Linked DNA regions of Homo sapiens: region 2 is linked to region 1. Evidence: read pairs that join two places in POLR2A ChIA-PET (ENCODE). Cell type or tissue: PC-9. All regions are shown on one strand. Links, peaks and the distances in the headings refer to the core of each region. The heading gives the core; the rest is flanking DNA.

Region 1 (2,914 bases), core at 115-2,614:
TTTTGGGAAATGGCATTGGATAGACTGACCATGGGCACAAGCTCTTAGGCATCAGGAGTGCAGCTGTGAGAAAGTGCAGTGATTTGGTGATAAGTCTCTAAATTTGTTCAGCATGTTAATCTCTGCATAGAGAGCCTTCTAGTTACAATTTCTTGCTGTTTTATACTTACATATGCATTACTTTGTAAGATTCCAATTAAAGCTCCATTTTCCTAGGACATTTTATAGGCATAACTAAATTGCAGCCAGATTGGTTTCTCACTTGAATTCTGCTTAAGTATAAAGATATTTTTGTAAGCAGACAAAATCTCTTTATTTTAATAGGTTCGAGAACATCATCGAAAATTAAGAAAGGAGGCTAAAAAGCGGGGTCACAAGAAGCCTAGGAAAGACCCAGGAGTTCCAAACAGTGCTCCCTTTAAGGAGGCTCTTCTTAGGGAAGCTGAGCTAAGGAAACAGAGGGTAAGTTATGTTAGCCAGAATTTTCATTGAGTGGTGTAGTGTGTTATGTGTGATATTTTTCAGAGTAAGGTAACAACACTAGTCACTGGTTCACCTATTTCCCTTATGGCTCTGACAGCTTGAAGAACTAAAACAGCAGCAGAAACTTGACAGGCAGAAGGAACTAGAAAAGAAAAGAAAACTTGAAACTAATCCTGATATTAAGCCATCAAATGTGGAACCTATGGAAAAGGTATGATTAGGTCTCTTTATGAATGAGAGATCAGGGGTTTTGATTTTGGTTTTTTTGCTTGGGCCTGAGTGCAGTGGCACAATCACAACTCACTGCAACCTGGACCACCCAGGCTCAAGCAGTCTTACCACCTCAGTCTCCAAGTAGCTGGGACTACAGAAGCACACCATCACGCCTGGCTAATTTTTTTTAGCAGACACGGGCTTTCACTATATTGCCAAGGCTGGTCTCAAGTGATCCACCCAACTCAGCCTCCCGAAGTTTCTGGTATTACAGGTGTGGGCTGTTGTGCCTGGCTGAGAGATGAGTTCTGATGCAGAAATAAAAGCACATCCACAGGCTGCTGAGCTTCTTGGGAGGAAGACAACTGAGTTCAGACTCCATCTTACCTATTTAACAACTGCAAGGGCTGCTACTCAGCTGTGGAAAATGGAGTTAGAGGTTACAGTTGCTCTACTTCTAATTTTGTGTTATTTCCCCCTTTATCCTCTAGGAGTTTGGGCTTTGCAAAACTGAGAACAAAGCCAAGTCGGGCAAACAGAATTCAAAGAAGCTGTACTGCCAAGAACTTAAAAAGGTATCTTAGCCTAGGTCAGTGTCTGACAGTAGTAATGAGGTTTAAAAGACTCAAGTCATTTTTTTTTTAACCTTTTAAGATGAAGGGTGCATGTGCAGGTTTGTTATATGGGTAAACTTGCGTCATAGGGGTTTGCTGTACAGATTATTTCATCACCCAGGTATTAAGCCTAGTACGACATTAGTTATCTTTCCTGATCCTCTCCCTCCTCCCACCTTTTCACCAACAAATCATTTCGTGACTCGACTCTAGCTTATGCTGTTTAATGCCTTTCCTGCTATGTTTACCTGACGGAAATAGTTTCTTTGGTTCTAAATATTTGCACAAAACTGGTTCTGCCTGTAAGCATGATTTACAACATTAAAAAAAAACGTTGACATAGTGTTGAGATTGAGAAAGGTACATTGGAGTAAGCAGTGTCAGGCTAAAGGTCTCTAAAGTACTCTGTTGAAACCTAAGTGAAGGAGGACAACTTGGTGTAGTTGCTCTCCAGCACTCCCATCCCCAACATCCATTTTCCCAAGCTCACTCCCCCATGGATAGAACCTGACTGCCCCTCAGCAGCTTTTGGCAAGGCCAGAAGGACCTATCAAACTATATAATTCACTATGGGAGGATTCAGACAGGGATATTTGCATTTTTGAAATCCATCTTGATCAGAGACTGCTGAGCAAGCCTATGTTTTACTTTCCTGTGTGAGAAATGATGAGGGTCAACATTCTTCATACCAAAGTGAAGACATGAGATCCAACTCTGAGCTCACCCTGTTGCTAAATGGATAATGCCAGTACTCTCTTGTGGAAGGTATTACCAGAACAAGGGATGTAGTTCTGATCATTTTCTCCTTGATAATGTAGTTCTGGTCATTTTTTCCTTGATAGGTGATTGAAGCCTCCGATGTTGTCCTAGAGGTGTTGGATGCCAGAGATCCTCTTGGTTGCAGATGTCCTCAGGTAGAAGAGGCCATTGTCCAGAGTGGACAGAAAAAGCTGGTACTTATATTAAATAAATCAGGTGAGTAAAGAGGGTACCCTTTGTCTTCTGTGTACATGGGTGAGGTACGAGGAAACAGTCTGATAGTCACTGAAGACTGATTAGATCCAACTCTGATCTCAGCAAAGCCAGAGTACGTGCACTTTGCCAGAGACAGTGCTAGGCAGTGGGGAGCCAGGTGACTTTTACAACTGACTCAACTGGTTTCTACTATTCTTTTGCCATTCAGTATTTACCATCTTTTAAATAAAGAGTGTAAGCTGCTATACCCAGCTTATTGTGTAGTATATTTCATCTAGGAAGTGATGACAGTGTGACAAATTCCCCACACCTACACAATGTCGGGTATTAGTTCAAGAGTGAAATAAATTGGAACGTATGTGACAAAATATTTAAATGAAATGCATAATTATGCATCTGAGTTTGAGCAGCAGGAAAAAGAAAACCCAGAACAGAGAATTACAAAGCAGAAAATGGGAATGAGATCTAAAATTGTTGTTGGGGTTAAGAAACAATTGGCTGCTTGGGAGGCTGAAGTGGGCACATCACTTGAGGCCAGGAGTTCGAGAAAAGCCTGGCCAACACGGCGAAACCCCATCTCTACTAAAATACAAATATTAGCCGGGCATGATGATGGGCACTTGTAGTCC
Region 2 (2,914 bases), core at 322-2,821, 150 kb before region 1:
AACTATTGCATGAGAATAAAGCTGATGCTTAAGGCCATAGGGTATCCTCAAGTTAATGATCTCTGCCACAAACATGTCTCCTAATTTTTTCTAGATTTTTCTTCTAATTTTAGTCCACTTATCTTAGAACCAATTCAGTAAAGAACCATTAACTAACTACTCCCATCTCCTTAAAGCACTACCTACACTACAGTGCAGCAAGCCCAGAGTCACAGCTGGGAGATGGCTTGAATGTGAAAGGCCAGTAATGACCTCTGCCATCAGGGAGAGGACGGTGGTTCATCGTATTCTCATGCCCAGTTGTGTCATCTAGGATTCCTGGTAAACCTAACCTGATAAACCATTTTTAGTGACTTGACTGCTGTATAAAAACTATAGTATGATTCTCAATTATATGGCCATACTCCATGTTTGCCCTAACCCACCTTGTTTTAGGAGTTTAGTATTTGATACATATAGAAAATACGTCATACCTTTTACAAAGAATAATAGTAAACACTAATAAAACCATTGGCTAACTTTTGTGTCTGCTGTGGGTTCATTCCCTGGCCCATCCCCCTGCTTCCACCCCACAGAGAACCATTAGACTGAATTTTGTGTTGGCCTTCTCTAGAGCTTTCCTCTCCATTTCTTTTTCTTCTTTCCATTAGAATGTTAATTTATTTAAGGACAACAGACTTTGAAAATGATGGCCAGGGTTGGTGGCTCAAGCCTGTAATCCAAGCACTTTGGGAGGCTCAGGCAGGAGGATTGCTTGAGGCAAGGAGTTCAAGGCCAGCCTGGGCAACATACACTCCGTCTCTATTAAAAGAAAAAAGAAGGCTGGGTGCAGTGGCTCACACCTGTACTTTCAGCACTTTGGGTGGCCGAGGCAGGTGGATCACCTGAAGTCAGGAGTTCGAGACCAGCCTGACCAACACGGAAAAAGCCCGTCTCTACTAAAAATATAAAATTAGCTGGGTGTATGGCTGGGCATGGTGGCTTACGCCTGTAATCCCAGCACTTTGGGAGGCTGAGGTGGGCAAATCACGAGGTCAGGAGATCGAGACTATCCTGGCTAATACGATGAAACCCCGTCTCTACTAAAAATACAAAAAATTAGCCAGGCGTGGTGGCGGGCACCTGTGGTCCCAGCTACTCGGGAGGCTGAGGCAGGAGAATGGCGTGAACCCGGGAGGCAGAGCTTGCAGAGAGCCGAGATCGCGCCACTGCACGCCAGCCTGGGCGACAAAGCGAGACTCCGTCTCAAAAAAAAAAAAAAAAAAAAAAAAATTAGCCGGGTGTGGTGGCAGGCACCTATAATCCCAGCTACTCAGGAGGCTGAAGCAGGAGAATCGCTTGAACCTGGGAGGCGGAGGTTGCGGTGAGCCGAGATCGCGCCATTGCACTCCAGCCTGGGCAACAAGAGTGAAACTCCGTCTCAAAAAAAAAAAAAAAAGATTGGACAACTTCTGACTTTTAGGCAGGTAGACTACCAAAGCAATTATTGTATTCAATGGAAGATAGGTTTTCAGAGCACATTAGTTTGGATGCTGTGAGTGAGAACTCATTTGTTAGGGTGCAAGCTTTTTTTGAGATGAGTTTCACTGTCACCCAGGCTGGAGTGCAGTGGCATGATTATAGTTCACTGCAGCCTTGAACTCTTGGGCTCAAGCGATCCTCCTGCCTCAGCCTCCCAGGTAGCTGGGACTAGCTAGCTACCATGCTTGGCTAATTTTTAAATTTTTTGTAGACACAGGGTCTTGCTGTGTTGACCAGGCTGGTCTCAAAATCCTGGGCTCAAGCAGTGCTCCCACCTCAGCCTCCCAAAGTGTTGGGATTACAGGCATGAGCTACTGTGCCCAGCTAAGGTATATAAGCTTTTAATTTTTCCTCAAAAGTATTTTTAACTCTCCTACTAGGAATGACTCTATCCTACTTATCAGACACTGAACTATTTAAGGGCGCCAGGAGTAGTGGCTCATGTCTATAATCCCAGCACTTTGGGAGGCTGAGGTAGGAGGATTACTTGAGCCCAGGAGTTCAAGACTAGCCTGGGCAACGTGGTGAAACCCTGTCTCTACAAAAAGTACAAAAAATTAGCCAGGCCTGGTGGTGTGCACCTGTAGTCCCAGCTATTTGGGAGGCTGAGGTGGGAGAATCACCTGAGCCAGATCAAGACTGCAGTAAGTATGATCCCAGCACTGCACTCTAACCTGGGCAATGGAGTGAGACCCTGTCTCCAAAAAAAAAAAAAAAAAAAGCCGTGAAAAGAATTGCAGTACCACCAACTGTAAACTACAGGGCATAAATTTTAATAAATTTCAAGAACTATACTTATTGCAGAATGCTGAAAACCTGATTAGCATTTATTACTAGAACTCTACCTCCACTGTGGTGTTGGGGAAAGAATATGGGCTTTGGAGTGTCACTTTATTATCTGAATTTATAGAGAAAGTACCTAATAATAGTACAACAGTATTACAGCCCCCCCCAAAAAAAGAAAGAAAAAAAGTAGTGAATAAATGAGTTATTTTTGTTCATCTAGCAGTTCTATTTTGGAAGTCTTACCTACATCCCTGATGTGATATTTAATCTCCATTTTGTGTGTGTGTTTAAATTTTTCACACTGAATTAACTCTCTTTAAAGAAATATACTCTTAGCTGGGCGCGGTGGCTCACGCCTGTAATCCTAGCACTTTGGGAGGCCGAGGCAGGCGGATCACGACATCAGGAGATCAAGACCATCCTGGCTAACACAGTGAAACCCCATCTCTACTAAAAACACAAAAAATTAGCCGGGCGTGGTGCTGGGCGCCTGTAGTCCCAGCTACTCAGGAGGCTAAGGCAGGAGAATGGCGTGAACGACAACAACAAAAATATATATATATACGCACACACACACTCTTGGACCCTGTTGTTTTCCAAAGTAATT

The links. ChIA-PET counts read pairs that join two places held together with the same protein. Peaks named below come from ENCODE experiments on the same cell type or tissue, not always from the same donor. Only the 100,000 strongest peaks of a DNase experiment are listed, where the experiment ranks them.
Region 2: POLR2A ChIA-PET joins it to region 1 with 10 read pairs; 10 of 35 experiments call an interaction of 5 or more read pairs at or near these places.

Annotation. Positions count from the first base shown.
Region 1 is chr3:52,686,922-52,689,835 of GRCh38, forward strand. It overlaps GNL3 (G protein nucleolar 3), which reads left to right. Exons shown (of 15, transcript NM_014366.5): 3 at 325-462; 4 at 581-694; 5 at 1,188-1,271; 6 at 2,153-2,285. It overlaps SNORD136 (small nucleolar RNA, C/D box 136), which reads left to right and starts at 1,966; the gene lies at 1,966-2,112. SNORD19 (small nucleolar RNA, C/D box 19) reads left to right here and starts at 2,319; the gene lies at 2,319-2,394. In PC-9, for the core only: no CTCF peak of the experiment used is centred there; a DNase peak (open chromatin) is centred at 1,580; H3K4me3 peaks cover 1,188 bases; H3K27ac peaks cover 2,338 bases.
Region 2 is chr3:52,541,373-52,544,286 of GRCh38, forward strand. It overlaps UQCC5 (ubiquinol-cytochrome c reductase complex assembly factor 5), which reads left to right. Exons shown (of 2, transcript NM_001124767.2): 2 at 1-518. Among named protein-coding and RNA genes, the nearest start is that of UQCC5, 6.2 kb to the left of the region's middle. In PC-9, for the core only: no CTCF peak of the experiment used is centred there; no DNase peak of the experiment used is centred there.